Linked DNA regions of Mus musculus: region 1 is linked to region 2. Evidence: chromatin loops called from intact Hi-C (ENCODE). Cell type or tissue: left cerebral cortex. All regions are shown on one strand. Links, peaks and the distances in the headings refer to the core of each region. The heading gives the core; the rest is flanking DNA. Region 1 holds the start of Phykpl (5-phosphohydroxy-L-lysine phospholyase). Region 2 holds the start of Rmnd5b (required for meiotic nuclear division 5 homolog B).

Region 1 (15,972 bases), core at 3,878-11,877, 52 kb after region 2:
TTGGTCTCCCAGGGTATACATTACTATCTGTCTCTCCACAGATTCCCCTTAGACTACCCTGCAAAGGCAGCCCCATGGTCCCTGTCTCTAGGTTGCCCCAGTAAAATACATCAGCCAAGAGTGAGAAAACAGCCAGTCCTCAGGTCTCCTCATCTTGTCTATCTGCTTCTGCCTCCTGAGAGCTGGGATTTAAGATGTGTGCTACTCATACCAGGCTTTCAGTCTTTCTTTTGACTGTTTAAAAAATTTTGGGGCTGGAGAGATGGCTCAGTGGTAGCATGCCTGCTCTTTCAAAGGACCTGAATTCAATATCCAGCACCCATATGATAGCTCACAACCATTTATAACTATAGTCCCTGGGGATCCAACATTCTCTTCTAGCCTCCATGGTGCACAGACATACATGTTGGCAAAACACCCATATACACAAAACACTGAAATAATTAAAAAACTTAAGTTATTTTGTATAGGGTCTCACTAAGTTGCTCAGGCCAAGATGTGGTTACCTTCCTGCCCTTCTGCTGTGCACTGCTGATGACGTGCTTCACCTCGTTGGCATAGGCCTCTGCTGGGTTGGGGTGGTCCTCCCTGTAAGGGCCCCGGTAGGTGTCTGGGAGAGGAGCCTGTAGGGAGAGACTTCCATGTCATCCGGGCTTGGGGATGGAGACTGACCTGTTGCTGATGGTGGGTATGCATACCACATGGACCCATTCCTTCTGGCCACCCAGATTCCGGAACTTGTAGGGACTGATGTCGATCAGGGAGCTCAGGTGACCATGATAAGCACTAGAGAGAAGGAGGAAAAGGACATAGGCCTGGGTAAATGGTGGCATTTACTCCTGGCACAGCTCTAACCATTATCTACCGTTTTTTAATACAAAACACATGGAAAGCCAATCTTTTTGACTAAGGTACTGAGCCCTTGAGCAGGCTTGGGGTGGCTTCCTGAAGGCCACTTACTGGCATGTCACACAGTTCTAGTCATCTGACCACTCTAGGTTCAGTTTTCTTCTCTGTAAAGTAGGGGCATAGGGTTATAGGACATCTTAAATCTTAACTCATTTCTAATGCCTTTTGGTCTCTGGCTCAGTCAGCTGAATCTCCAAGTGCTGCAGGCTGATTTTTCATTCTCTTAGAAGGGTGGACTGTAGACAAGGCCTCCAGGGAAGTGTCATTGGAGTCAGGTTCTCATACCTCACTGGCTTCTAATGTCCCTGCATCCTTCTCTTCTCATGGGCCCAATGTTAGAGACTCACTGACCCCTAACAGGCCTGTGGAGCCCAGGTTCTGGAGAAACAGGGCAGTGAGTTGTACTTACTGGTCTAATACCACCACATCCTGGTGTCCCGTGTACTGTCGAGCTAGTCTCAAGGCCAGGTCGTTGGCTTCTGACCTGAGAAAGAAAATATGGGCGTGGCTCAGACGACCCAAGTGCTTCCCATGGAGGAGGAACTCTTCCAGGATCGAGAGCGTTCCCTTGGCAAACATCCAGATGCTTCTGTGCATCAGGAGCAGGGTGAAGCAGACAGTGCCCTCTAGAAACTTGCATTTGGATGCATCTACATTTTGTTTTCAAGACAGGGTTTCTCTGTGTAGCCTTGGCTGTCCTGGAACTCACTCTGTAGACCAGGCTGGCCTCGAACTCAAGAGATCCACCTGCCTCTGCCTCCCAAGTGCTGTTATTAAAGGTGTGCACCACCACCAGAGCCAGAGCCTGATGTATAGCCATCTTGAAAGCCAAACAGTGAAAACAGAGTGCTCATTTCTTTAAGTGCCAACACTGGGCATAGGGTCTGAAGGAGACCCAAATGAGGCTCCATGGAAGTAACTGTGTGATGGGGTAAGCTGTGTTCTAAAACTGCTCTGTTGAAGCCATAACTCACAGTACCTCAGAATGCACTGTATGAGGCTTTGCTGGGAGAGAAGGCCTTTAAGCAGGTTAGTGTAAAGAAAGCACCCGGGGGCAAGTCTCAACCCAGTGTGATTGATGTATGTATGAGAAATGGCCTGGATTCCCAGAGATACCGGGCATTTGGGAAAATATATTTATTTTTCTTTTCTTTTTGAGATAGAATCTTTCTACATAGCCCTGAGCTGTTCTGGAACTCACTGTGTGGCTAGGCTGGCCTCGAACAGAGATCCTCTGCCCCCCCTCCCTTCTCTCCCCCCCCCACCTCTCTTTCTTTCTAGAATTATTTAGTTTTTATTTATATGAGAACACTGTAGCTATCTTCAGACTCACCAGAAGAGTGCATAGGATCCCATTACAGATGGTTGTGAGCCACCATGTGGTTGCTGAGAATTGAACTCAGGACCTCTGGAAGAGCAGTCAGTGCTCTGAACCGCTGAGCCATGTCTCCAGCCCCACTGCCTCTACCTTTCAAGTGCTGGGATTAAAGGCACACACCACCAGAGAAAATACATTTCTATTCCTTAAGCCCCAAGTCTGCATCTTTTTGTTATGGCTACCCTAGCCATCATTACAGTGGGGCCAGTGATAGCTCTGCAAAGTCCCAGTCCCAAGGAAGATTCTAGAACTCTGGAGCAGACCACACAGGTCTTGTTCTGTTTGGTCTGCTTGGGCAGCTGAGGAAAGGAAGCCAGGGCAAGGAAGCTGGGGCAGAAAGTGGTGAGACATGTAGGGCCATGCTCCAGGGGCTGAGAAGGGCCTGGATTATCTCCTTGTCAGCAGCATGCAAAGCCAAAAAAAAAAAAAAAAAAAAGATGAAGCACAGAAAGTATGTGACTTTGCCCTCATTTTAGGAGGCTGTTTCTAAAGGAAATGAGGTGGGAGTAAGAAGGCCCGGGAGGCTGCCTGGATGAGAGTCATGGGGATGAGCTGAGAGAGAGAGAGATCCTGGGGCAGATTAGGAAGAGAGAGTGGACGTGGATGGTGTGTGTATGTGTGTGCGGGAGAGTAGGGCACCAGGGTAAACCAGTACTGAGAGCTCACATAAGCATTGTTAGAAGGCAGTTCTTTATTTTAACATTTATTTTATTTTATTTTAATTTTTTTTGGATATGGTTTCACTGTTTCCCTGCCAGGTCTAGAACTCACTATATAGAGCAGGCTGGCTTTGAACTCTCAAGAGATCTGCCTGCCTCTGCCTCCAAAGTGCTGGGATTAAAGGTGTGTGCCAACATGTTCAGGAGAAAGCAATTCTTGGTTGTTTTTGAGTATGTGAAGTTGGAAATGACTGTCAGATGCCAGAGTTTTACTTAGAACCTTAAGCGGAACACACTGTAAGCATCTGTTTTGTTTTGTTTTTAAAGATTTATTAATGTATATGAGTACACTGTCACTGTCTTCAGACACACCAGAAGAGGGCGTCAGATATCATTACCGGTGGTTGTGAGCCACAATGTGGTTGCTGAGAATTGAATTCAGGACCTCTGGAAGAGCAGTCAGTGCTCTTAACTGCCGAGCCACCTCTCCTGCCCCATTTGTGTTTTGAGACAGGGTTTCTCTGTGTAGCCCTGGCTGTCCTGGGACTCACTCTGTAGACCAAGCTGGCCTCAAACTCAGAAATCGCCTGCCTCTGCCTCCCAAGTCCTGGGATTAAAGGCGTGTGCCACCACTGCCCAGCAAAGATTTATTTTTATTTATATGAACACACTGTTGCTGATTTCAGACACACCAGAAGAGGGCATCAGATTCTGCATCTGGGGTTTAAAAAAATCTTTTATTTTTATGTGAAGTATGTGTGTGTGTGTGTGTTTTGTGCAGTGCCAAAGGAGGCCAGAAGAGGGCACTGAGGTAGAGTTACAGGAGATTCTTGTGAGCCATCTGATAATGGGTGTGCTGGCAACTGAATTTGGGTCTTCTGCAAGAACACCCAAGTGTTCTTAAACACTGAGCCGTCTTTGCAGCCTCCCCACCTCTTTATTTCAATTAAAAAATGTATTTTATGGGGTTGGAGAGATGGCATAGCGGGTAAGAACACTGACTGCTCTTCTGAAGGTCCTAAGTTCAAGTCCCAGCAACAGCATGGTGGCTCACAACCATCCATAATGAGATCTGATGCCCTCTTCTGGGGTGTCTAAAGACAGCTACAGTGTACTTACATATAATAAATAAATCTTTAAAAGAAAATTATTTTTAAAAAATGTATTTTATATGTGTGGGTATTTTGCCTGTATGTGTGCCTGGTGTCTATGAGGGTGCCCATTGGATTCTTTGGATCTGTAGTTATAGATCTAGAGTTGTGAGTGGCAGGTAAGTTCTGGGAATCAAACCTGGATCCTCTGGAAAAGCAGCCACTACTGTTAACTCTGGAGCCATCTGGGCTGTGATACAGAATTTTAAGTCAGCACATGGATGACATTTATTCTAAGCAGACAGATGAGACCACAGGGGGAAACAGTGGGACCTGCCCCACAGAGCAGGGGAAGAGTGGCCAGACACCAGAGCCTGGAAGCAAGAGGAGAAAGCATCTGTCACACTGCTGAGAAACAGGGAAGGGAGCAGAGAGGCCACAGGACATTGTGAAGTCACTGGAATCCACACGGAAGGAACTTGCTGGAGGAAGGCAGCCAGCAGGCACCGCCTTACCTGTGTGTGCCCAGGTCCCTTTTCTCTACAAGAGGTTCCAGCCTAGGAGCCTCTTCTGTCTCCTAGCCTTCTCTCCTCTTTCTCCCCTCTCTCGCTTTTTATACCGTGGTACTAGGGATGGAAAAGCTTTTGCACACTAGGTAAGGGCTTCTATCAAGTTGGTTTGCTTTCTTATCTGTGAAATGAAAAAGGTAAGTTCTACTTTGAAGTTCTTCAGGAGACTGAAGACCAAGTGGCAGTGGTGTCTGAGCTTGTTACTGTAACCCAAATGCTACTTGTTGGGATGGTCTTTCAGACTCAGACGTGATGACCTTCCTCCCAATTCTGTCATCACTGCCACTCCCCATGCCCGTTCCCAACACTTGCCCTCCCATCCTGTAACATCACCTTCCTGATTAAAGCCTTTCATGAGGGCAGGGGAGGTGGGGGTGGGCTGGAGAGATGGCTGAGCTGTTAAGAGCACTGGCTGCTCTTTCTTCTATAGGACCTGTTTTCAGTCCCCACGCTGCAGCCCGCAACTGCCTATAGCTGCAGTTCCAGGAGATCCGAATCCACCTTCTGGCCTCCCTGGGCATCAGACATGGACATGATGGATAGATACACGTGCAGGCAAACACTGACACATGGCAAAGATACACATCAAACACTTATCAGCACGAGGGAGAAACAAAACCAACCAGGAGCTTTCTAGTGTTTCATTGTTTTTGTTTCCTGAGACAGGGTTTCTTTATGTGTCCTGAAACTCCCTCTGTAGACCAGGCTGACTTTGAACTCAACAGAGACCCACCTGCTTCTGCTGAGATTAAAAATGTCTGCCAGCACTGCCTGGCCTCTAGTGGCCTGAAGATAAAAACAGCTCCTTCCATTTGACTGTAGCCCTGGACCCTTTCCCAGGACCTGCTCACTCTTTCCTCTTTTGTTTGGTTTGACAACATTCCTTGCCCCTTCATGCCACAGGGCCTTTGCCCAGGCTGTGCCAGGTGGTGACCAACCTGGACAAGCAGACTTTCCCCAAAGTGACAGCACCCTTCCTTCCTTCCATCTCCCCTAGCTACCTCCCCAGGAGCTCTTAGCATCTACACAGAGGCACAGTCAAGTCAGGTCCCCTGCTGCTTGCTTCTAGGCTTCATTATTTAGTATTCTTGCTTCGGAAAAGGACACTGCCATACTTTTATATTTCTCTGAGGAACCACTAGATGTTCTCTGTAATCTTACATTTCTCTGAAGAATTACTTGGTGTCCTGTAAGCTTGCTGAGCCACCTGAGGGCTGAATCCACAAGGAATAAATAAACCCATTACTTCACTAAGTCCCAATGTGCCTAGAAGGGAGGCGGTGGTGTCCTCTACAAAGGAAGAAATGGGAGCCAACAGAAAGAGCTCTAGGATCTACAACCTAGAAGCCCAGGAGCCTCGCCATGAAGTTGGCTCCACGCTCCCAAGCTCTCTGCACTGCACCCACAGGGATGATTCTCTTTTCTGAACTTGTTCTCAACAGCATGTTGTCTGCTGTTCACTTACCCAGAATTCAAGAAGTAAAACACAGAGAGCTGCTCCGGCAGGGTCTCCGACAGCCTCTGGGCATAGTCCACGATGTTGTCATGCAGGTAGCGGCTGTTGGTGTTGAGCACTAGGTTCTGTTCATGTGCGGCTTGGACCACGGTAGGGTGGCAGTGCCCAACTGCAAGAGGGGCATCTGCATCAAGTGGCCGACGTCACCCAGCCAGCCCCACCAGATGCCCCCTCCGCTCTATCTGCAAACCCATCCAGGGGAGACGAAGTTAACGAAGGCAAAGTGGAAAGAGGGGAGTTAATGATGGGGCGGGGGAGCCCAGAAGAGAGTCCAGCAGAAGGAAAAGAGGGTCAGAAATGCTATCTAGAAAACAAAGGTTTTTAGAGAGGTATTTTGAGACTCAGCTGGAGGGGCACTGTCAGAGGGTCAGCCATGGCATCTGCATTCTTAGAGCTCACGTGCCAACATGGTCAAAGCAAGGTAGCAATAATTAACACAATTACCTACAACACCGGGCAGTGAGTTTACCAAAAAGGCCCAGGATTAAGTCATTTCTCCTGAGACAGGGTCTCTCTGTGAAGCCCTAGTTGTCCCTGAAACTTGCTATGTAGGCGTAGGCCAGGCTGGCTGTTAACTCAGGAGACCCCCCTGCCTCTGTGCCCTGAGTGCTGGGAGAGTCCTGGGTTTTAACCCTTACCTGCCTGCAATGTGCCTTCTAACAGCTGTGGTAGCCCAGTTGGCTGAATTCATACTAAAGTTTCCTATTACCCCTATAGTAGTCAATAGAGGTGAAGGCCTGCTGTCAGCACCCTGCACGAGGCCAAGATGAGCACACTACATTTGTGGTCATGGATGGGTGGACTGTATATATGCCTGGTTTGATGTGAGTTCCACGTGGGACGTGCAGCTTGGACCTTGGCATGTGAACCTCTCAGGCCTGCCTGGTTTAGCACAGCTATGGTGTGGAGTCTTTTCACAAAGACTGGGGTGCCCCCCTGAGCATCCGATTCAGTTCTGTTCAACCCAGGCTATCAGTCAGATCTATGGCCTCAGCCTCCTCCCCTGTCTCACCAAGGGTGAGAGGCGTCATACTGACCATGAGCCACGTTGTTGATACAGTCCAGGTACTCTCGCCCTTGCTCATCGTACAGGTACTGCCCTTGGCCTCGGATAATCTTAACAGGATCCTCAGGAAAAAAGAGTCTGCAGGAAGAGCTGTGGGGACAGGCAAAGGATCGACAACCCTGTCTGAAGACTGACCTCCACTCATTACAGCCCCCTTCACTCCTTCCTGATTCTGGGATGGACAAAAGCTTGCAGGGCACGGTGGAACTTCCCTGCCTCCCCATTCCTGTGAACAGGACGGAGCAGAAAGTTTCTGAGACAAAACTAAGCCTTTGTGGCCCTCTCAGTTTTGCTTGCACACTGAGACTCCTCCAGTCCCAGTGAAAAGGGCTTCGGAATGGCTTCCTGAAGAAAACCCCCTTGTTAGGAGCTGCATCTCAGCCCCTAACATTCCTTGCCAACCCAGTGGCCTTGCTGTCCCCGTTAGTAATGGCTAGCTCCAGTCCTAAGTTCCAACCATAAGCTTCTCTCCACGTGGCACCGAGGATACTCCTCACAGGCCAAGAGCAGACTTCCTGTAACCCTGCCCGTGACATGACTGCCCCCCAGGCCAGGCCCAGCTCCTTATGCAGGTGGCTGCCAGGGGCAAAGCTCGCTCCACGGGACAGGGGACGCCCCGGAGTCGCGGGGTGGTTCACGGCCGCTTCTAGTAGGCTGAGGGAGGCGGGGAAATCAGGGACTCGGGGTGGGCGCTATACGCGCTTTCGGAGCCCACACCCGGTACCTGAGCAGCCGACGTCTCAGGTCCAGAGTGACGGCCTTGGCGCGCGTGTCCGCGGCCATGGCGCCGAGCGGTCAGCCAGTACCCAGATGCTGCGCGCTTAGCTCCGCCTCCGCCCGCGACGTCAGCTCTGGGTGGGGCTTCAGTGCTGGTCCCGCCCCCAGGAGCTCCCTTCCCGGGCGTTTACGGAACTTGCAAGCGAGATAGCTTGCAGTTCACGTCATCACGGGCGGATACTCTCCGCTGATCCATGGTCGGACTTCGCCCTTCTCTCCTACGCCCGAGGTTTCCCTCCCAGGAATGTGTCCCCAGACCGCCAGGTGGAGCGGGACTCTAAACTGCGGCGGGGCACGCCCGAGCAGGTTGCTGTCTCTGCGCTGATAACGTGACACCCTGTGAGGGTAAATTACTGGCACCCTGGAAGGACAAAGGCCTTCCTGGCATGGCGCTGTAGAGTTCGGTGCCACTGCTGGGGCAGACCACGGAGATCTCTAGAAATTCTTGCTAGGATTAGACAGGATAAACTTGACATGTCGCTACAGGAAGAGAATTTTGCAGTGGGCAGATAGGAAGAGGTTTGGAAAACTTCTGAGTCCTACCTTATGTACTGTGCAGGAAACAGGCCCAGAAAAGAACGGCTTTGCTCCGAGGCACACAATAGGCCCGCTGCAGAGGCCGGACTAAAACAAGGTCTCCTGAACTCTTACCTAGCACACTGAGTGACAAGAGACCTCTGTGGTCCCGGAGGTGGGAGAGAAGGGATACTCCCTTATGGGTTGAGCGCTGGAGCTGACTGTCTTGATGAACCCTGGAACAAAGGCCTGAGAAGGCCCCTCAGCAGACTGGGGCAGTCTTGTTCACATGCCAGCCCGCTGCCCCATTCTCCAGTAGCTTATTTCTTTTCTTCCCTAGAAAACTGCAAAATGCTTACAGCACTTATTAAAGAACAGCTTTGTATTCTTGTGGTTTTTGTTTGTTTTTATTGTGGTAAAATATACATAAAAAAACAAGCAATTTTGAAGGGTACATACAATTCAGTGGCATTAGTACATTCTCAATGTTGCATCTTGTCACCAAAACCCAGTCACAGAGCCCTTCCATCTTCCCCAACTGAGCGGTATTTCATGTTTTTAACCATAAACCTACCTAAAAGTCCATCTTCCTGCTCAGAAAAGGCCTATCCTTCCTGTCCTTGGTCCCATCCTCTCTCCATTTTCTGGCATCTGTCCTTTCAAGGCAACCCTGGAGGCCAAGAAGGCACAGGCTGAAAGGAGGAAGGGACTGAACAAGACTTGGATGTAGTGGGGGGCATGGTGGTGCAAGCCTGTAATCCCAGCACTTGGGAAGCTGAGGCAGAGCTGCAACTTTGGGACCAGCCTAAGTTATGTATTGAGACCCTGTCTCAACCAACAAGCAATCATTCCCCTGCCCAACCCTTGAATCCAGAGCAGGGTTTCCTCAGCTGGCATTCACAGTGAGCAGCTTCACTACTGGGCGTGTCCAGTGTCCTGGATTTCAGGTGTATGCTAACCTCGACTGTCTTCTGAATGCCAGGAGTGTCCCCCAATCCTGTGACAACTCAAAGCTTTAAGGACAGGGAATCTAGTAAGGTCGCTTCTCTCAAGCCTCAGAGCCATCTGTCCATGGGGACAGTCATCTCGTTGGTTTCTTTAGCGGCATGGAACACAGGATAGTCAAGGACTCAATAAACAGATACCTCCCTTCCAGAATTATTTGACTTACAAATAATTACAAAGAGAACTGGCCTTCTTGGTAGGGAGAACCAAGGCCTCCTCTCAGTCCTTGAGCCTCATTGTTGAGGCAGGGCACTCCCCAGCGTCTCACTTGGGACCTTGAACAACTCATTCTCTCTGTCCTCACTTCAGGCTGGCACAGGACACTCCATGGCTCTGCATGTCCATTTGCAAGGATACAAGGTATGAGTCCACACGGGGGCAGTAATGGGCCAAGAATGGCCCAGGGCAGCCTGAGGTGAAAGGGAGAGTTTGGGGCGTCAGCCTCTAGAAAGCTCTGCGTGCTGTCCACCCATCGTCAGGGGTCTGCCTAGCAGATTCCATATGTTGCCAAACAACCCTGAAGAAAAATTAGGGGACCTCCGAGAGCACGGGTTCAGTCCCAAGCCTGTCACTCTCGCCTGTCTGTGTATCTCTAAGCAGATAACTATGCACTGTGAGCCTCAGATTTCCTATATGTAAAATGGACACAGTGACACCTACCCCTGCAGCCCTAACGATGTTGTTCTTAGGATGAAGGAGGAGTGCTTTGTTGACTGTAGGCTGTGGTGGGCTTGGGAGGCTATGTCACATCTCCAAAGCAGGCATTGTTACCAGTGAGCCACCTTAGTCATCTTGGTCCACTACATCTGTTTTCTTTTTCTTTTTCTTTTATCTGGTTTCCTAGTTGACCCAGTGTGGCAGAGAACATGGTCTGCTGCTTTTTGCCAGCTCCTCAGGGGGACAGAGGTAGGGACTTGACATCAGCTGTGTGTGGCTGGGCCTCTGCTTAGCAAGGAATGCATGTGTACAGTCTGGGGAGTGTGGCCCTCCTTGGATCTCTGCCCTTGGAGGAAGGGGACAGAGACACTGTCATTGACGCTCCTGTCTTTTCTACACACAGGGAAAGAGCTTGGTTTTGTCATCTATGAAAATGGGCACATTTGTTGGGCATCTTTCTTCAGTTTGCTGTAAGGACAAGTTAGGGGGAGACATGGGCCCACTCTGCAGGACCGTGATTACTATTTGGTCTTGGAGCAGATAGAGCGAGGACAGCCAGCCACAGGTACAGTGAGGTGTCTGATCTGTCCTAGGCTCTCTGTGTATATTCCACAGAGCTGAATCTTACTGAACCACACCTGAATTTTGAGCATTACTGTCTCATGCTACAGATGAGTGGTGTTATTTAAGATGCCGTAACAAGGGCTAAGATTGTAGCTTTTTTGGTTAAGTGCTTATGTTAACAGGCATAAAGCCTTAGGTTTGAATCCCAGCACTGTAGAAGTCAGGCACAGTGGTGCACAACTGTAACTGGAGCAGATAGAGCAAGGAGTAGAGGGCCAGAACTTTAAGGTCATCCTGAACTACATAGTGAGTTCAGTGCTAGCCTGGGCTACAAGAGAGCTAATTTTATTTTATTTTGTTTTTGAGGGCTACAACGAAATGTACTCTCCCATATTTTCTCATTTAAACATGACGTTGATACTTTCCTCATTGAGAGGTGGGTCTGTCTTCTAATTCAAGTGGGGTAAATTTCTGGCTCTGGCAGGAAGTGGCAGCATGTGACTCTGAAGGCTTGGTCATATGAGGTGACACAGCTTTCTAGGAATCCTGCTGCCATGCTGTGAGGAAGTCCAGGCCATGCAGAAAAGTCACAGGTTGGTAGGTGTCATTGTCATTGGATCCTAGCTGACAGACAGATGAGGGGGAATCCACTTGAGGCCTATTCAGGCAAGCCCCTGAGCCCTTAGAACTGAGAGAATGGACATTTTGAGGCAACAAATTTGGGGTGTCTTTGCTGAGCATAACAAAAGGGGATACAGAGGACTCAGTGACAGGATGTGGCCAGTCCCAGGATTCTGCTGGCATGTGTGGGTTCAGATCTTGAGCCTGTATCTTCTTATCTCCTACCCTGAATATATCCCCTGATTTAGAGGAAGGTTCTGACCCCCAAGGAGAGCCCCTTTGCTTCTTCAGCTAGTAACCATCGGAATAAAACTCACCCAGAGGTGACCAGGGAAGTCTGTAAGCGACAGGCACACCAGACACACATTTGTGGTTTATTACTCATGGCGCCTTTACATGAGGAGGGCTGTGAAGCCATGAATGGAGCAGGAGCTAGGAACCTTCATTAGAAGTGTTCAAGCCCCAATCCCCCCCAGAGAGGGCAGGGGTTTCTGTCACAGGTGTTTTGCTCAGGCTTGCTGGGGGATCAGCCTTCAGGTTCATGGTGTCCGTACCATTTACTAAGGAGGCCTGTTTTTGTCAGGCTGACCAGAGGTCTAGGTGGGAGACTTGAGACACAAGTTCTGAACAAGAGGCCTGTCTCCTCCAGGCTGACAAAGTCCTTTCCAGTTCCTGCTCTGGGAGAGGCGGTAAGGAGACTGGAAGTAGTAAGTAGTAGGTATGGGTCTCTTCATCTTACCATTAGGGTTCACTGGGCTGTCGGAAGCTGGCTTTACACTGAGGTATCCACAGAGCCTGCTGTTTCCCAAGGTCCGAGAATACAAGCTCCCGTGTCAGGGTGGCTTCTGGAAGCGTGCTGAACTTGGGTGGAGCAAGGCCCTCTTCGGGTTCTTCCCATTGCCTTCTCCCCAAGTGCTGGACTCTAGGAATCTTTGCTGGCCCTGTTGAACATAGGGCCCCAGTGCAGCTGCCTACGGCACAGTCCCGAAGCAAGAGGCTACAGCAGTTGTCCAAGGGGGTGCTATTGGACAGTGAGAAGCTGGGGCAGTGGGGTTTCAGGAAACAGTTGTTGCAAGTCTCTGCTAATCAGGTGATTATGAGCCCAACCTGGAGTCTGTCCAGCCTCACCTGAGCCAGGCGTTTTCACCCTCGTCATCTTCCCTGGGAAAGCCAGGCCCTACCCAGGGCCTTTGAACAGAAGTTTCCTCAGAGCAGCCTGTCCGCATTCCTGCTGGCTTCCTGTGCAGATTGTCCAGGGGCTGGTTGGCACACTTGCAAATGTTACATGGCCACAGTTGGCGCATCCCATAAAGAAGTTCAATATATTACTGTTTTGTTTTTACATGAGTTCAAAACATCCAAACGGATCTGTACAGGTCAGGGGTTATGTCTGAGGATCACTAGAAAAGGAGGGAGAGATGGAAGGTGATGGAGGAGTCTGGGGAGATCCTGTGGTCCCCACTAGCTACGTCTACCCTGCTGATGTGTTCAGGAACAAGCATAGCCTCCCTTTCTTTCCAGACCCCTTTCAGTGGGACAGCTAAAATAAGTCCCAGGAAACTCCCTGATGGTTTTGAACTGGTAGGGCCAAATGCTATCCAAGATCCAGATGACCAGCTAGGCAGATAACACACATCAGCCAGGACCAAGCTCTAAGCCTTGGCCATGTGACCAAAAAGTCACAAACATCTTTGGGAAACATGACTGTTCAGTCACTGTGTGAGACAGCAGCGTAGAGACTCTAACCTCTTCGTGATGGTGCCTGGTCCCCCATGGGTCCTCTCTGACTCTCTAACTCTCTCATTCCAACTCCTCCAGGCCCACCCTAGAGACCCTTTCCTGTACGGTACCTTATGCCAGCAACCAGGCACAGGCAACCCATCGGGGCCCTGGAAAAGAAAAAGGTTTAAGTGACAGGAGTGGGAGGCTAATGGCCTCTCAATATTTCCCCACCCCTTCCTGGGACTTTAGGGGAGATGCAGCCAAGCAGGTGTTACTTGAAGCCACTGGACTCCACTGAGGCAGGGCTGGATGGGTGTCTCCTTTGTCATCTGAGGACATTGTGTCCCCTCATTAAACTTGTCCTGTTCTCTCGTGGTGCATTGTGGGGATACTTGAATAGTGGGCAGAAACAGGACGCTCTGACATAATGGGCACTGTGTCAGGCTCTTGCCAGCCAGAAGAGGGCCTGGTCCTGCGAAGGGATAGCAAAGCTTCCTGCCTCCCAGGAGTGACATCCAGGGGGCCCTGAGCTCTAGGCAGGAAGGCCTCTGAGTGAGGGTACAGGAAGTGGCATCTCTCCACTTTGATCAGATCTGGGAGGAAGACTGTCATCAGGGTGAACTCTGGGCATTAAAGGTGGGGTCGTCTGGAGACCCCAACAATGTCCACCCAACCATTGGACATAAAGAGGCCTGGAAGGTTGGAGAGCTGGAGATGAACAAACAAAATGTAAAGTCCCAGGGGAGGGTATGAGGGACTTTTGGGATAGCATTGGAAATGTAAATGAGGAAAATACCTAATTTTAAAAAAATGTAAAGTCCCTGGGGGAGCCTGAGGCATAAATACTCCACTCTGTTCTGAAGCACAGGTATAGGGAAAATGCACGGCACCCCCCCCCCCCCACCCAGCCCCTTCCAAGTCCATGCTGGGGCACAGTTTGGGAACCAGAAGATGGGGAGAGGAGAAGTTTGGAATGCACCAGAAGGCAGAAATGAGGAAGAGAGGGACCAGAACCAGAAGCCCAAAGCAGCCCAAAAGTTCCAGCATTGCACACACAGCACACAGCAGCCAGACTGCGTACCACAGGGCAGGGCCTGATGCCCTTCACAAGGCCCGGGGAGCCTGGCGCCCCTTGCCTGCCTCCACATCGAGGATGTTCCTGTATTAAAGACAAAGGCTTACTCACTTGGAGGAAGTCTGGGTCCAGGCTCTGTGGAAGCAGGACTGGCTTCTTCATCTTCTCTGTCTCTGTCTCTGTCTCTGTCTCTGTCTCTGTCTCTCTCTCTCTCTCTGTGTGTGTGTGTGTGTGTGTGTATACATGAGTGTGGAAATCAGGCCCTCAGGCAACTTCTAACTTTTGTTTGAGACAAGGTGTCAATTAGCCTGGAACTTTGGCATGGAAGTGAGGCTAGCTGGCCAGCGGGCTCCAGAGATTTAACTGTCTCTACCACAACAGCACACGTCACCATGCCTAACTTTCCATGTGGGTTCTGGGAATATGAACTCAGACATGTAAGGCAAGCGCTTTACTACTCGAGCCTTTCCTTAGTCCCGGCTGCCTGTGTTTGAGACAGACTCTCTATGTAGCAGAGGCCTCAAAATTTCTATCCCCCTGTTCAAGCTCCTGAATGCTGGGATTCCAAGCTTCCCCCCCCACCCCCCCCCATCCCTCACATTAATATCCCAGACCCACCTGGGGGGAAGAGAGGAAGGTACAGAGGGTGGAAGGAACTCACTGGAGGCCAGGAGACTGAGCAAAGGTCCCTGACTGGGCCCGTTTGCCTGCTTCTCAGAGTCCTGCCTGGGAGCGAACATCTGGCTGGCTTAGTGTGGAGACCTAGCTCTTTCTGCCTGTCCTTTCTGAACACACCTTACTTATAGACCCTGATATGTAAACCCTTTCGGTTTTCTAGAAGACAGGAACTGAACTGTGGGCGTTTCACTACCAGGCTTGGTGGGTTTTCAAGAGCTACCGCCAGCAGGAAGTGAAACAGGTAAGTGGGGGAGTGGAAGAGGAAGGAGCTGTGTGGTTACTGAGGAGACTGGAGAAGAGGCTAGGCTGTCAGTGGAAGAGAAGATGCTGGAGAGAAAGTACGGAAGGGGAATGAGAGACCTAGGGCAGGCAGCGTGGCCTGACTTTCCCAATGACTGAGGAAGTCCCATCCCACAGTCCAGGGGAAGCCAGACCCCAGTGAGATCTTAGGCAGCTATGGTCAAGGTGGGGAAAGAGGGGCCTGACACTCACTGACTTTGTCCCCATCAAATCTGTCAATCCTCTAGACTTCCCTCCCCAGCTCCCCAGCCCTCTTCCAGGACACCCTCAAATTACTGATGATGCTGAGAAAACCCAGAAATCCTTTCCACCCCTACCTAAGGTTGACCCATCTCGCTTTGAGGCTGAGTAGAGAGAAGACAGTAGTTACCAGGGGCCGTAAGCCCTTACTGGCCAGGCCTCCATCACCACAGGTGGCTGCATCTTTCAGCCATGCTGATAGGAATATCAGGACCACAGCACAAGGAGCTATGATGCTGACTATGGCCCCTATAGCTGGTTGGAGCTCCATCCTGCTGAGACACCTACCACAGGACATGGCTGGTCAAGGCCTGGTGGGCCCGGCTCTCCCTTCTGGCCCTTCACGCCTTTCCGGCCAGGAACTCCTCGCTCCCCCTGTGTAAGAAGGAGATGGTAGGGTGGTTGTGGTTGCTGGGCTCAGGACCCCTCCACCACCTCTCAGTGAGATGCCTCAGGGTCCCGCAGCAACCGGAACCTGCAGCTTTAGGCCCAGCCTCCACCTCTCCACCTGCTTGCCCCATTTCCCTCCTCCCCTCCCCCTCACCTTCTCTCCACGTTCACTTCGGTCACCCTTCTCTCCCCTGGGTCCAGGGAACCCCTGACAGATGGATGAGAGGTTAAGGCTGAAG
Region 2 (15,972 bases), core at 3,939-11,938:
ACCGCCTGTAAACTGGCAGTATGACTCAGTGGTAGAGTACTTGCCTAGCATGTGTGAGGCCCTAAGTTTGAATCTCACCACTGAAAAGAAAGAGGCAGCTCCCCTTAGCCACCCTTCAACTACATGGAGGGATTCCATGGCCCCTTGGTCCTGCCTGGGAACTGTGTAGGAAGGAGGGAGACTGTTTCTGTGAGTTGCGTGTAGTAAGAACAGTGTGGAGAGCCTCTTTGGGTATGAAGCGTGTGTGGTCAGGACCCTGGGTTCTGTAGCCTAGGTGCATAAGACATTAATGGTGGCTGGCTATGGGCACAAATGAATGTTGTTATGGGGAAGGCCAAGTATGGAAATCTGAGCGAGGCTGTGCCCATTGCTAACCAGTTAGTTCCTCTTTCCTGCTGCAGGTGCTAGAGGAGCGCCAGCGGTTGTGGTTGTCTGAGCTGAAGCGTCTGTATGTGGAACGACTTCATGAGGTGGCCCAGAAAGCTGAGCGCAGCGAGCGCAACCTCCAACTGCAGCTGTTTATGGCTCAACAGGAGCAGCGGCGCCTGCGCAAGGAGCTGCGGGCTCAGCAGGGCCTGGCCCCAGAGCCTCGGACGTCTGGGTCCTCCATGGAGGCTGACCCCAATGCTCGGCCAGAGGAAGAAGCCCGATGGGAGGTAGGACACCATCTGAGGCATCCCATGCTGTCTCTTTGTCCTGATCCCATGCTCTATTCCATCAGACAGCCGGCCCCAGTGTCATACAGTGTTTGGCCCCTGCTCACGGTTTGTCCTTTACCCCAGGTGTGCCAGAAGACCGCGGAGATCAGTCTGTTGAAACAGCAGCTCCGGGAAGCCCAGGCGGAGCTGGCACAGAAGCTGGCAGAGATCTTCAGTTTGAAGACGCAACTTCGGGGCAGCCGGGCACAAGCCCAGGCTCAGGACGCTGAGCTAGCCAGGCTGCGGGAGGCAGTGCACAGCCTGCAGGAGCAGGCACCGCGGGAGGAAGCCCCAGGCAGCTGCGAGACAGATGACTGCAAGAGCAGAGGACTGCTGGGGGAGGCAGGAGGCAGTGAAGCCAGAGAAGGGGCCGAGCAGCTGAGGGCAGAGCTGCTGCAAGAGCGGCTTAGGGGCCAGGAGCAGGCTCTGCGCTTTGAGCAGGAGAGGCAGACTTGGCAGGAGGAAAAGGAGAGGGTGCTGCGCTACCAGCGAGAAATCCAAGGGAGCTACATGGACATGTACCGCCGCAACCAGGCACTTGAACACGAGCTGCGGCTGCTGCGGGAGCCTCCTACATCCTGGAGTCCCCGGCTGGAGTCCTCCAAGATCTGAGGCTCGCCAAGTGTGCTGACAGTGGGCATACTGTCAGAAGATACCCTGAGATGGCAGGCTCCTCCCTTGCACTGGTTGGAGGCAGAATCTGTAGAGGCCAGATCAGGGATGGGACGCCCGCCCCGTGGAGGGCTCCAGCGGGCAATGGGATGGATAGGGTACCTGCTCCCGAAGCTGTGGCAAAGTCTTGCTAGCAGCGAACCACACCCAGGGAGGGTCTAGCCCTGCTTCCAACAGTGGGTGTGGCCTGGTAAAGTAGGTTGGAGCCGTCCAAGCTTCAGCCCCACGATGCAGAAGAGCAGGAGAGGAGGAGGGTGGCATGTGACCTGGCCTGAGGTCTTCCTCCATGGAAGGAGCCAGGGTTGGGAAGATTGGCCACCTCCAGAATAAAAAGCACGTTTTTATGAGGAGGCCTAGTTGATAAGATTGTCCTTGGCCTGAGGCCAGAGGCTCCTGGATGGTCAGTGCTCCAGGCCTTGGACCTAGGCTGTAGTTCCTTCTATGTTCCCAACAATGGAAAGAATATACCCCATTGCAGTCTCTGGTCTTATGTGTTTGAAAATGGAGGAATGTTATTCCTTGCTCCCATACCCCCACAGGCCTTAGCTGCTGTGTGGGCTGCAAGCGCTTTCTTCGACACCATCGGATGTTTGAGAAGAAACAATGCCAGGGGAAACAAAAGGATTGGTCGACAGGCATTTGCAGAACATGAAGTATTTTTCTGGTGGGATGTCTGGATCCTGGGTGCCCAGGCAGCTGCTGGGTTTGGAGCCAGCTCAAGACAGCTTCCTCTGTAATATGTAAAAGCTCCCGTGGGCTCTGCCACCTCCAGCTGTGGTGTGCCCCTCCCTCCATGGCATGGGGGCCAGAGGCAGGTGCAGGAACTCTGGTCATTTCCAGGATTAGCGGTAGAGGCCTGTGGGGTATTTTATCTTGCATTAGTACTGCTTTGTGTTCTAGAGAGTTCTGGGGAAAGAGTCCCTCATTCTGTACCTGGTCTCCAAGCTGACCTTTTAAATCTCCGCTTCCAGCTAAAGCTGATCCCAGGTCCCTGAAACCCTCAGACACCCCTACCTTAGCAGTGGCGAGCATCCTATGGGCTTTGTTCCCCTTGGGCTAGGGACGGATGCAGCTGATACCTCCTTTGCCTACCACCTACCTTACCTGCTTTCTTCTTTCTTTCTTGTTTGTTTGTTTTGGTTTTTCGAGACAGAGTTTCTCTGTATAGCCCTGGCTGCCCTGAAACTCACTTTGTAGACCAGGCTGGCCTTAAACTCAGAAATCTGCCTGCCTCTGCCTCCCGAGTGCTGGGATTAAAGGTGAGCGCCACCATGCCCGGCTTCTTCTTTCTTTCTTTCTTTCCTCTTTTTTTTTTCCCTTTGAGTCAGGGTTTTGCTATGTAGGCCTATAGCCCAGACGGACCTGATTCTGCTGCTCACCTGTTGGAATTAAGAGACCTGTTCCACCTTAGCCTGCCGCCTTTCCTTTTCCTTGTGTTAGACAGGGTCTCCCAGTATAGCCCAGTCTAATCTTGGACTCAAAAATCCTGCCTCTGCCTCTTAAACGCTGGGCTTATAGGCCTTGTATCTCCACTTGGGCTCTCTTCCTCTAGAGAGAAACCACTTGCTACAGATGCGTGATAGGAGTAGCTACTTAGCTACCACAAACGTACATACTGTCTGCCTGGTATTATGTTGGGCACAGGTGGTCTTGGGGACACAAGACAATTTCAGTGTGTTTCCCTGCTCTGAGTGGGGGGAGGGAGGGTCTAATAGCCATTTTTCTTATTTTGATTTTTGAGATGGGGTCTCTCTACGTAGCTCTTGTCCTGGGATTTAGCTTGTAGACTGTGATCACCTTGAACTCACAGAGATCCACCTGCCCAACTGAACACAGCCACTCATTTGCCTCCTTTACCTTCCTTGGAACCATTCAAGAATCCTTTGTTCCGAAGTGTCACAGATCTCTTGATCTCGGTCCATGTCTGTGAGCCTCTGAGGTCCAGCAAGTAGGTGGCCCGGTTTAGATGCCCAGCTGTGGCCTGTGACACCTGATCTGACTGATGGGCCCCACCTTTCTTAGGGTGTGTGACTGGGTGTGTGAGTTGTTTCGTGTGTGGAAGTTGTGTTTACGATCTGTGAGTGGCAGGTGTGTGTAGATGTTCTTGGGGATGGTGGGTGTGTCCAAGGGGGGGGGTGTGTGTGTGTCACTTTGGCTCTAAAAGCCAGCTCCTGGGTGGAAGCCAGGCGCGCTTCCTGACCCTCTGCCTTCCATTTTTTCCTGACTGTTCCAGCCCTTTGTACTGGTCACACTAGGTAGATCCTTCATCCCAGATAGTCCTCTGGGAGTAGCTTGAGACACGTAGGCCCACACCTGAGTCCTGGTTCCCACCAGAAGTTGGGGGTTAGGTAAGCTAATCCCCACAGTCCATGATACCCACTTCCATTTCATAGGTCCCTGCAAACAGGAGTCCCTGGGCTACTAGGTCCCGAGGAGGTCTCCCCTAATAAGTCAGTTGTTAGCCTAAAGTCTGAGTTACTTCCTCAGCAGGGCCAGAAGCCAGTCAGGCCAGGTGCCCACGTGCCCACCTTTTGGAGTACCCACTCCACAGTGCAGTTCCCCACCCAGCAATTACGACCTGGGTTGGCCAGTAGAGCCAGCGGGGGTGGGTGGGCGGTACCAAAACTTGGCAGTGGTGCCAGAAACCAGGGCCAGGCCCAGATGTAGAGGGGGGGAGGGCAGCCCAGAACCAGATCTCTTGTTAGCTCATCCTTCCTTGGCAAACCAGTTCCCTGGTCCCCAAGCAGGCTGGGTGGCTCTGGGGCCAGTTGGTCATAGAAGTCACTGTCACAGCTACCGGAGGAGCCCGTCCCTGCTGCTTCTAGAAGACCCCTGACCCAGCCGTTTATGTGGAAATCTAGTGAGCATCTCACACTTCCCAGCTTTCTGCCTCAGATCCCTCCAGTTCACACGACATTTCTTCCTGTTAGCCTGTCACTTGATGCCAGCAGCCTTCTAGGACCTTCCAACTTCAGTGATCTTGGCAGCTGCTCTTGGCTCTCTGGTCAGACCACTGTGGGCTGTCCCAGCCCAAAACCAAAGTTGACAGGAGGAAGACACTAATTTCTGGAGCCTTTGGGAAAGGGAAGAAGAGGGGGTCCTGAGTAGGTCCTGAGCTTGACTGGGAAGATAGCTTGGGCTCCCTTAGTGGAGCCCCGATTCCACGGTCCCACATAGAGGTAGCCAGCACTTGCTTGTTGCTTCTTAGAGGTTTGAAACTGTAGAGCCCCTCCACTACTGTCTCCCCCAGGTGTTTCTAGTGCTCTAACTGTTGGCTTGCCTGACTCCACTGGGCTGTGAACATTGCCAACGCTGGGTTGTGACCTCCATTTTGCTTCCGAGTGCTCCGGCTCCAACCCCAGAAAGTAGGGGTGAGAAAGGTGGACCATGGAAGCAGGGTGACCAGACTCCTCCACAGTCTAGCTTTAAGGTGAGGGCCTGGGTCATGGTTTGATTCTGAGCCATTCATGGGCACTGGTTCTAGGTCAGATCAGTGACAAGTTCAAGGCTCTAGCACTTAGTCACTATTGAAACCACGGGTCAAATACAGTTCACAGGGAAGGAAGACTGTCTTCTGTTGGAGGAGGGAGACATGTCTACACTAGTGATCATACTAGTGAATGTTGTTCTAGATAGCAGACCCAGGGAGGGGATGCAGAGGACACAGGTCTGGAGAAATAGCTCAGCAGAAGAACCCTGACTACTCTTCCAGAGGCCCCAGTTCTATACCCAGCACTTACAAAGTGGCTCACAACTACCTGTAACTCCAAGCCTGGGGAATACGATGGCCCTCGTCGGGCCTTCACTGGCACAGACATATGTGCAGAGAAAGCACCTACACACATAAAATACATAGTTTTAAGCAGAGGATAGGTAATCCAGAAGATCTTAAATATGGTGCAGTGGGATCAACAGAGGCCTCCATGGTTGATACAACTCAGGAGAACAAGAAGAAAGGTAGTAAGAACCTGCCTAAGACGAGGAGATTGTGATCCTGAGGGGGGCGTTCCTCCAGGGAGGATGCAGGCCACACCATGATGCTTCAGCTGCCTTGTGTGTCACTGGGTGCTTTGCTCCTAATGGCTGAAGGCATATACCATTCTCCCCTGGCTCACATGTGCACTTTTGTTTGTTTTCAAGGCAGGGTTTCTCTGTATAGCCTTGGCTGTCCTGGAACTCACTCTGTAGACCAGGCTGCCCTCGAACTCAGAAATCCGCCTGCCTCTGCCTCCCAAGTGCTGGGATTAAAGGCGTGCACCACCACTGCCCGGCACATATTCATTCACTATGTTCACTTTTAACAGGATTTTATTTTTATATGTGTGTTTTGCCTGAATGTAAGTGCATCATTTATAGTCCCCAGGCTACTTTCTCAAAATGCTTTGTAGGTTTTTTTTTTTTAATGAGTATTTAATCATACACACACACATACACACACACATATATATATAACTTTACACATTGCAAAACAAGAAAAACAATAGAAAAATGGTGAAGTACAATTATGAAGAGATCCAGAAATAAATCATATTTTTGCAAAAATCGCACAGGATAAAGGGAAGGCCTATGGAAAGAACACAGTTTAAGCAGAACTGTTTGGCTTGATTTCTGAATATGGCGCAAAGTAAGCCACCATTTGCACTACCTTGTAAAATAAAATAAGCATCAACGTTTTTTCCTGTTTGTGTGTGTAGAGGTCAAAGGTCAACATTGAGTCTATTCTTAAATTGCTCTCCATCTTTTTTGAGAGCGGGGCTCTCACTGAATCTGTGGCTTACTGATTTAGCTATGCTCATCAGCTATCAAGACCCAGGAACCTACTGTATGCCTCCCCAGTGGTTTGCGTTACAGGAAGTTGTTTTGTTTTTTGCTTTTTTAATGGGCGGCAGAAATTGAACTCAGGTCCTCAAGCTTGCATGACATTTTAGCAACTGAAGTGTCTCCCTAGTTTCGTTTTATTCTTCTTTTTAAATTAAAAAAAAAAATCCTAGGAAACTGGTCCAAAAGAAAGGAGATACTAAAGAAACAGCTTTTGGTTATTCCACTTAAAGCAAGTTCCTCCAACAAAAACCAAAAGTCCAGTCTGAACGAGGGACGAGCAACAGAATCAAACGAATTGGAAAACTCGGGCACAGGAAAAGTGCAGAATAATTCAGAACACGAGGCCCGCCACGCCTCAACAAGGGTTCAAAAGCCTAAATGTAAGCCGCTCCAGGTTCTGGTAGAAGCCGGCTTTGTTCACACCCTGCTTGATGGTGAGGCAGGGTGGGAGAGGAAGTGGGAAAGCCTGGGGCTTTCTAGAAAGCTTGTGAGGTCCTGCCGGCTGGGGTTCGGGTTCTTCAGCTCTGGCTTTTCGCCCTAAGCAGAGCTCATTCAACTCCTCGCCCCCGCGACTTCCGCGTAGGGCTGGGACCACCCAAGCTCTGAGACACCGCCAGGCATCTCCAGGATGCTGGGGTCACGATGCCCCTGCGGGCTAACTTCCCTCTTTGCACCGCCCTCTTCCCTGCTGTGTTTCAGCAGGTTGTGAGCCACAGCTTCCTCTTTTATTAAGCAGAGAATGTTGGTCAGCTCCCAGCATCTCTGTGGCTCACTATGTTCCAGTAGCGATGAAGACAAAGTCCTGAGCCCAATGGAGCTTTTATTCTAAAAGTTGGGGAGGCGGAGATAGGGGCAAGAAAGCAAAATCAACACATAAACACATGATTTCAAGCCAAGGCTGTAAAGAAAACAAAGCTAGATTGTGCAAGGTGGAGGAGGCGGAAAGAGGAGCATGTAATGGCTGTAGGAAAACCTGCAGTAAAAAAGAAGCTGGGGGCTGGAGAGGTGGCTCAGCGGTTAAGAGCACCAACTGTTCTTCCAGAGGTCCTGAGTTCAATTTCCAGCAACCACATGGTGGCTCACAACCATCTGTAATGGGATCTGATGCCCTCTTCTGGTGTGTCTGAAGACATCAACAGTGTACTCATAAAAACAAAAAACAAACAAACAAACAAACAAACAAAAAACCCTGCCTAGCTGGCGTGGTGGCGCACGCCTTTAATCCCAGCACTTGGGAGGCAGAGGCAGGCAGATTTCTGAATTCGAGGCCAGCCTGGTCTACAGAGTGAGTTGCAGGACAGCCAGGGCTACACAGAGAAATCCTGTCTTGAAAAGCCAGAAAAAGAAAGGAAAAAAACGGGGGCGGGGAGAGGGGAGTGCATGAGTTGCTGGAGGACCCCAGGTGATGGTGCACACACCTGTAATCTCAGTACACAGAAGGTAGAAAGAGGTCCTTCGTGATGTAAGGAGTTCAAGGCCAGTCCTGGGTAGGTATCAAAGACCCTTTCTCAAAAGATTCTCTCTCTTTCTTTCTCTCTTTCTTTCTCTCTTTCTTTCTCTTTCTTTCTTTCTTTCTTTCTTTCTTTCTTTCTTTCTTTCTTTCTTTCTTTCGACAGGGTTTCTCTGTGCAGTCCTGGCTGTCCTGGAATTCACTCTGTAGACCAGGCTGGCCTCGAACTAAAAAATCCGCCTGTCTCTGCCTCCCAAGTGCTAGGATTACAGGCATGTGCCACCACTGCCCGGTTCTTTCTTCTTTTCTTTTCTTTTTTTTTTTTTTTTTCCTGGTCTCAAACTCAGATCTGCCTGCCTTTGCCTCCGCAGTGCTGGAATTAAAAGTGTGTGCCATTACACCCGGCTCCTTCATTCTTTTTAGTTAGGGCATGTATACAACCCCTATTTCATTTTGCCCCTAAAGAGGGGCTATTTACAGAGAGCAGCTGGGCTGGGGGCTATGGATGCATAGGGTTAGGTGAGCCCGTAAGAACAAAAACCGAACTCTTAAAAATTGTGTGTGTGTGATGTGAACGTGGGTGTGCTTGCCTGTACAAGTGTGTGAGGGCCAGAGAAGGATTTGGGGAGTCTCGCTCCAACACTCTCCACTTTATTCTCTTGATCCTAGAGCTCTGCTTTTTAGCTACATTAGCTGGCAGGCAAACACAAGAATCCTTAAGTCTCTGCTAACCCCACTCCTGCAATTACAGGCCCGCGCCAGTAGGTGCGAGCCAGCTTTCTAACAGTACCTGGGATCTCAACTCAGCCCCTCACACTTGTTTTGCAAGCACTTTCCCTGTTACCTCAGACTCTTCCTTTAACATTATTTGCTAGTTCAAAATGCATCGCAGGAAATACTTAATCACTGGACCACATACATGTAATGGTCTCTTAAAATGTTCATTTTTCGGGTGCTGGGGGTGGACCAAGGGACCTGCGTGTACTTTAACCCTCCCCCTGTCCTCCCCCTCTCTCTGTCGTAGCTCAGGCTGGCCTAACTCACTTTGTATCCCTGGATCTCTGATCTTCTTATAATTATAAGATTATAGGCGGGTACCACAATACCCAGCTTTGTTTATTTTCTGAGCCAGAGTGTCGCTTTGTAGTCTAGACTGGCCTGGAACTCCCGGCGCTCGTCCTGCCTCCGTGTCCCCTATCCCAGCCTGGACATTTAAGACCTAGTTTACTGTGGTTGGGGGCCCGGATTAGGCAGGTGCGCCAGCTAATACTTCCGGTAGAAACTCGTGACAACCCGTCGGTGGTTCTGACGCGCGGAAACCCAGGTTTGCTCCGGATCGCAGAGGCCAGGCGTCCCGGCACTGCGCAGGCGCTAACTGTTGCCTGGCTCCGGCGAACGATTCATTCGGCATTCCTTGCAAAGCCGCGGGCGAGACACACTGTCTCCCCACGCTCCGCGACACCACGCATGGGCGAGCCCGGACCCACCCGAGAGGCAACCGCCGCGCCTTCCGGTTCCGATGACAGCGGCGCCGGAAGCGGGCTGAGCTGCAAGACTAGGTGACAGCCTGCCGGCTCCCGGTCCCGGGGTGCGGGGCGCCCCGACCAAAGCCTGGAGCAGTCGTCGGCCACACCCTCCAAGGGCTGGTGGAGTCGCCCGGACTCCGACGTCCCGTCCTAGTGCACCTGACTGAGTCAGAGGTAAGCAGCCAGTGGGTGGCGGGGTTCCGGCAGGGCACTGCAGGAGGGTCTCTGGGAGGATAAGTAGGAGTTTGTCAGTCTTTGCACTACTATGCGGGTCAAGTCGGGGTCGTGGCATGCCCCTAGGGTAAATGGTGGGCTTTCCTGTCCTTTCAGTTTTAGGTGAAGAAGTGACAATGTGAAACTTTCTAGTATTTGTAGGGATATGATTTGTTTGAGTGTAAAATACAGGGCATTCGATACTGTGGTTTGAAAAGATGACACGTGTGTGGAGACCTAGATAAGGAGCCAGCCATGGGAAGATGTGAGAGAGTGTTCCGAGAAGAGGATAGAGGCAGAAATAAACTGGATGTACCCTGGAACAGAAAGGCTGGTGGTGGTAGAGTGTGGCAAGTGATGGGGAGAGTCATTGGAGTGAGCATCACCAGGGAGTTTGTTTGGATAGAACTTTTGTTTTTCTTTTGTTTGTTTGTTTGTTGTCTTTGAGACAGGGTCTCTTATAGCCTAGGCTGCCCTGGAGCTTTCTAAGTAGACCAGGCTGGCCTTGAACTCACAAAGATGCATCTGCTTCTGCCTCCCATGTGTTGGGGGGTGGGGTGGGTTAAAGTCCTGCACCACCATACCCAACCTCAGATTTATTTATTTTCTTTTATAATGATGACGATGATGACAACGACGATGACGACAGCATTTCTCTACATAGCCTTGGCTGTCTTGGAATTCACTGTGTAGACCAGGCCAGTCTGAAGTCAGACAGATCTGCCTGCCTCTGCATCCTTAGTTCTGGGATTAAAGGTGTGAGTCACCACACCCAACAGATATTTTTTTTAAACTTCTTATTTCTAGGTGTATGGGGACCTTTTGCCTTCATGTGTGTCTGTGCACCACGAGATGCAGTGGATGAAGAGGGCTTCAGGGTCTCTAGAACTGGACTTACAGGAAGTTGTGACTGCCATGTGGGTGCTGAGAACAGAATCTGGGCTATTTGCAAGAGCAGCAAGTCCTCCTTAAACACCGAGCCATCTCTCCAGCCCCTCTAGTGTGAAGTTTTAACATTTCCTTCATATCTCTTTCTATCCACTGGAAGCTTTTGATTCAGGCCTTCTTAGCCAAAGGCTAGGAAATGGAGGTATTGTTTAATCAGTTAGGCCTACTCAGCCCCGTGATGGGCTAGGTCCTGCAGGGAGGGAGGGGACAAGACCAGTCTCCAGGCTTTGTTTAGCTGCTAGTCCAGTTGAGACACATCTGAAGAAGCAGTCAGGAGGATGTGGAAGTGTGTGGAACCGACACATCAGATTTGTGATGCAGAAAAGAAGGGTGCACAAGGAAGATAGAGCCGTGAGAAGAGGCCTGAGCTGGAGCCCAGGAAGCCATATAAAATGGTGGATGTGACCAGGGACGTAGCACATGCCTTTAGTTCAGCAGGTGGAGCTTTGTAAATTCAAGGTCAGCCTGGATTTCAGAGAGAGAGGTGATTGGTGACCTTTTGGGAGCCTGGGTTTAACTTGAGTTGGCAGAGGTGTGAAGAGGGTGCTTATGGGAGTGAGTGGGTGTAATGAAATAAAGAAGAGAAGCAGGGCTTTGGGTGTAACACCCTCTGTGGCTCCGCACTTGTCCAGCATGTGTGGGGGCTTGGCCCTGAAAAATCAATAGATTAATTAAAAATGAATGCATTCCTGATGATATGTAATTCCAGCTACTCGGAAGGCTAATGCAGAAGGATTCCAAGTTCAAGGTCAGTCTGAGATACAGAATGAGCTCAAGGGCAGTCTGGTCAGTCTAGGGAGTTCTTGACTCAACACAAAAAGCTGAGGTTGGAACAGGGTGGTGGCACACGCCTTTAATCCCAGCCCTCAGAAGACAGGGGCAGGCGGATCTCTGAGTTCCAGGTCAGCCTGGTCTACAGAGAGAGAGAGAGAGAGATCTGAAAACAAACAAGTGCACAGTAGACTGGGGTGCAGCTCAGTCGGGGTGGGGGTTCCTGGGGGAGGGCATGCTTGGTGTTGAGGCCAGCATGAACCCATTTCAAAACAACAAAATAGCATCATCAAGATGTCTCAGTGAGTACAGATATTTGTTACATAGTCCTGGTGACCTGAGTTCAATCCCTGGAACCCACATAAAGGTGGAAAGAGAGAACTGACTGCACAAAGTTGTCTGAATGTGGCTTCTGCCCAGATCAGAAGCACGAATACATCCGTTTTTAAAAAGCAGAACAAAGCCGGGCGTGGTGGCGCACGCCTTTAATCCCAGCACTTGGGAGGCAGAGGCAGGTGGATTTCTGAGTTGAAGGCCAACCTGGTCTACAAAGTGAGTTCCAGGACAGCCAGGGCTACACAGAGAAACCCTGTCTCGAAAAACCAAAAAAAAAAAAGCAGAACAAAAAGTTGTCTACTGGACATGTACAGAGACTCTTTTTTTTCTTTTCACTTTTTCCTTCCTTCCTTCCTTCCTTCCTTCCTTCCTTCCTTCCTTCCTTCCTTCCTGTCTTCTTCTTCTTCTTCTTCTTTTGTTTTGTTTTTTTTGAGACAGGGTTTCTCTGCGTAGCCCTGGCTGTCCTGGAACTCACTTTGTAGACCTGGCTGGCCTCGAACTCAGAAATCAGCCTGCCTCTGCTTCCCAAGTGCTGGGATTAAAGGTGTGTGCCACTACCACCGGGCAGGATACAGTTTCTTCTTATGTAGCCCAGGCTAGCCAGGAACTAAAAGTGGTCGGTCTGCCTCTTCCTCCCAACCACTAAACTGGAAGGTATAGGCCACCACACCCGGCTTTCCTCTGCTTTAAAAATGACGTCTTTACTTACTGGGGGTGGGCCTCACTGCCATGGCATGCACTGAGCAGTCAGAACAGCTCCGTGAGGCCTCCCTCCTTCTACCTGTTGTTCCCATGATCATTTTCAGATCACCAGGCTGGGTGGCAAGCGTTACCCACTGAGCACTGGCCTGGCTCATCCTCAACTTTGTTCATAGTTTCAAGGCCTCCCTCTGATAGTCCTGGTATCAGTTGGTATCTGGCAAAGCCAGTCATTTTGACCACGATGAGGTCCTGTCCTTGAGCCATGTTAATCTTTGAAAAACTGTAACTCTGTTAACCAGACTCTTGGCCGTCATATTTTTCTTGCCATCTTACCTAGCTGGTGGTTTGTGCTTGCTCCAGTTACCTTCCTGTTGTCATAGCTGAGAGACCCTATGAGTTCACCCCAGTGGTTCTCACACACAGCTGTCTTTTCCTGCTGGGACAGCAGCCAGCTCTGTTGGTCCTGTTGTGCAAAGTACTTGAGGAGAAGACCTCAGCCTAGAACCAGACACCAGGCTTCCTCAGTCCCCACTCCTCCGCTCCCCCGCTGAGTGGCCCTGGGGTGTTTATTTTATCTTTCCCTGGTCTCATTTTCTCAGCTGCATAGTGGGTCTAATAACTGTACCTACCTCATAGTGTTGTGAGAAGTGAGTGATTTAATGGGTGAAGTCACTGGAGCAGAGCCTAGCACATAATGAGCCTCTGGGGAATGTTAGCTATTACCAAGCCAAACAACTATATCATTTTAAGTGGGAGTCCCTGTTACATTTTATCCATAATATAACTGTAGAGTCTGACTTTGGGGGGTCTGATTTCTCTGGCCAGTGTGATCACAAGTTTTAGTGTGTCAGATGGTATCAGCCAGGGCCCAGCACTGTTTCCTTGTCATTTGTCACCATCTGGGAAGGAGATGATGACTAAAGTAGGCTTGAACTGGGAAAGCCAAGATGGGTGGTGCCTGTGGGACTAGGAGGGTACAGGAAGTGGGAAGATCCCAGGGTCACCATGGACACTGGCTTCCTGTGATGCCACTTTTGAGAGAACTGGCTTCAATGATCCCTTTAGAGGGACACATAACTCAGTTCTATTTCTAGTCCTGTGTGCGGGTACAGAAGCTCTACTCTGTTGCTGGCATTCTGGGGAGTATCTGTATACTCCATGTTGCAGGCTACTCAAAAAGGGGGCAGCAGAGTGGAGGGGAAGAGCCCGCAGTGAGGCGTTCACTTTAGGCTGGGTGCTGGCTCAGTGTTGCTAGCTATACAAGCATAAGGACCTGAGTCTGAATTTCCAGAACTCACGTAAAGCCAAGCATGGTAGAGGACAGCTAGTCCCAGCGTTCGCTCAGTCCTATGGTGAGATGGGAGGCAGAGTCAGGACCATTGCTGGACGCTCCCGAGCCTAGGGTAGATTGGAATATACAGTAGTGAACAAGAAAATGACCTTGTTTCAAACAAGATAGAAGGAGAGGACTGACATCCGAGGCTGGCCTCTGACCTCTGTGCTCACACTGTGGTATGCACTTATGTGCCTGTAATCAGACACATGCACACAAGCATACATATCATACACAACTACCATATACACCTTTCATGGCATAACTGAGCAAGTGAGAGTCTGGTGTGGCAGGGAGGCAGAACCCAGGTTGTCAGTCACTCAGTGATGGGAACTAAGGATGCAGAGTGAGAGTGGAGGACATCAGGTAGGTCAGGCGAGGGCTAGCTGCCTGCAGCAACAGGGGAGTTGGGCTGGAGGACTCAACCATGGAGAGGCCACATCATGCTCCAGGGTCTGGAGCTGTGAGAGCAAGGGTGCTGGCTGCCCACATACAAGGAGCTGTCCGTAGGCAGACAGCCGAGGAGGGCACACAGGTCCCACAATAGGCAGGTATTCCCGAAACTGTCCTTGAAATTAACACCCATTCTGCCTTCATGGCTTAGCTCCCTGCAGTACATGAAAACCCAGTTCCAGCAACTGAAAGGGAAGGTGGCTATAGTGAACATATGAAAATACACGCAGTGTGAACCTAGGCCGTTCTGACATACAGCCTGCTGAGGGTGCCATGAGTAAGAAAGGAACTGGGGGTGTGTCAGAGGCTCAGCCTCTGAAGCAGGTGGTCTGTGAGACCTGAATATGATACCCAGAATCCTGTAAAAAAAAAAAAAAGCCAGTTGTTGGGATTGGAGAGGTGGCTCAGCAGGTAGAGCACTGGCTGCACTTAGAAGGTCCAGGATTGATTTTCCAATCCACAAGGTGGCTCATAACTACCTGTAAAGGGATTGAGTACCCTCTTCTGGCTTCCGCAGACATTGTACATACACGGTACACATATGTACATGAAGCAAAACACCCACACATATAAAATATAATAAAGCACTCGGTGTGGTGGTTCATGCTTGTAATCTCAGTATTAGGGAGCTGGAAGCCAGAGGATCTCTGGTGCTCACTGCCCAGCCAGCCTCACTCAGTTGGCGAGCTTCAGACCAGAGAAATGAAAAACCCAGTCTAAAACGATGATACTCGCGGTGGCTCTGTGCATTAGGAAGGGAGGCTGGAGTGATGGCTTGGTAGTCACGAGCTCTTGCTGCTCTTGCAGAGGACCAGTTGGTTTTCAGCTCCCATATGGAGCAGCTTTCCAGCTCCAAGAGAGGGGGAGGAGATTTGAGACATGGTTTCTCTGTGTAGCCGTGGCTGTCATAGAGCTCTCACAGATAAAGGCATGCACCACCACTGCCTGTCGATCAGAAGTCTGCCTCTGACTTCCTCTGGCACCCACGCGCACACATATAAGTAATACAAAGATAACAGCGAAAAGTTGGAAACAGTAATTTTGTTTTGTTTGTCTTTTTGTTTTTGTTTTTCAAGAGAGGGTTTCTCTGTGTAACAGCCCTGTCCTGGAACTCGATCTGTAGACTAGGCTGGCCTTGAACTCACAGAGATCCACCAGCCTCTGCTAGGATCAAAGGCGTGTGTCGCCACACCCAGCTGACAGTGTGTGCGTGACCACAATACAAAACAACCCTGTCCTTGTTTAGCAGGGGAACTGATTTATTATTATCATTCAGGAGGGGTGAGGGGATCTGAAGAAACGTTATGGGAAGCATAACACCCCTCCACGCCACCCCACCCCACCAGGATCCACACTGGCCTGACCCAGTTGACATCACCAGGCAGAGGCCGCCATGGAGCAGTGTGCCTGTGTGGAGAGGGAGCTGGACAAGGTCCTGCACAAGTTCCTAACCTACGGGCAGCATTGCGAGCAGAGTCTGGAGGAGCTGCTGCACTCCGTGGGCCAGCTGAGAGCCGAGCTGGCCAGTGCAGGTGGGTGGCCATCCCCGGGGACCACGTGAGCACGGGCTACTTACTGGGTGCTGAAGCCTTGGACACGAATCCCTGGGCTTCCTTGAAGGTAGTAAAGGAAGCTTCCGCTCCTTCAGAAAACCTGACAGAAATGATTAATGACTTGAAACCACTAACATTGCCAGCTTGTTTTCACAGTTTTATGTTCCTAGGTTCATTTCTATTGTAACATGTATCAGCACATCATATCTGCTATGGCTGACCGATAGCCTGTGGTATGCAGGTGTGGGATTCTGTACCTATTAGTGGATGGAAATTGGCTTGTTGCTCTTTCTGTGCTATCCTGAAGAATGCTGAAGAGTTCCACACATGGCTTTCTGTGTTTCCATTTCTCCTAGAAGTGGGATTGCCAGGTCAGGGTAACCTTTGAGTTTAATCTGCCGGTTCACAGGAAAGCCTGCACACAGCCAATAAAAATACACGAGATAAAACCAAGGCACATAGCTGCAAAGTCGTCGTTCACAGCATCCTAGACTTT

What was found. Peaks named below come from ENCODE experiments on the same cell type or tissue, not always from the same donor. Only the 100,000 strongest peaks of a DNase experiment are listed, where the experiment ranks them.
Region 1: a loop joins it to region 2, with 9 times the contacts of the local background. A loop is called at or near these places in 1 of 42 quality-filtered maps.

What each region holds. Positions count from the first base shown.
Region 1 is chr11:51,576,820-51,592,791 of GRCm38, reverse strand. Col23a1 (collagen, type XXIII, alpha 1) reads right to left here. Exons shown (of 29, transcript NM_153393.2): 26 at 15,888-15,941; 27 at 15,632-15,718; 28 at 13,179-13,217; 29 at 8,867-12,728. The coding sequence ends at 12,726. Phykpl (5-phosphohydroxy-L-lysine phospholyase) reads right to left here and starts at 8,011. Exons shown (of 13, transcript NM_028398.3): 1 at 7,913-8,011; 2 at 7,160-7,278; 3 at 6,072-6,231; 4 at 1,319-1,393; 5 at 699-786; 6 at 507-623. The coding sequence starts at 7,971. In left cerebral cortex, for the core only: CTCF peaks have their summits at 8,058, 8,257 (motif pointing right) and 9,867 (motif pointing right); DNase peaks (open chromatin) are centred at 8,062 and 9,858; H3K4me3 peaks cover 1,547 bases; H3K27ac peaks cover 1,365 bases.
Region 2 is chr11:51,628,959-51,644,930 of GRCm38, reverse strand. Rmnd5b (required for meiotic nuclear division 5 homolog B) reads left to right here and starts at 9,035. Exons shown (of 10, transcript NM_025346.1): 1 at 9,035-9,341; 2 at 15,270-15,455. The coding sequence starts at 15,317. N4bp3 (NEDD4 binding protein 3) reads left to right here. Exons shown (of 5, transcript NM_145974.3): 4 at 402-656; 5 at 783-1,842. The coding sequence ends at 1,310. In left cerebral cortex, for the core only: CTCF peaks have their summits at 7,305 (motif pointing left), 8,410 and 9,300; DNase peaks (open chromatin) are centred at 6,812, 8,395 and 9,049; H3K4me3 peaks cover 2,233 bases; H3K27ac peaks cover 2,474 bases.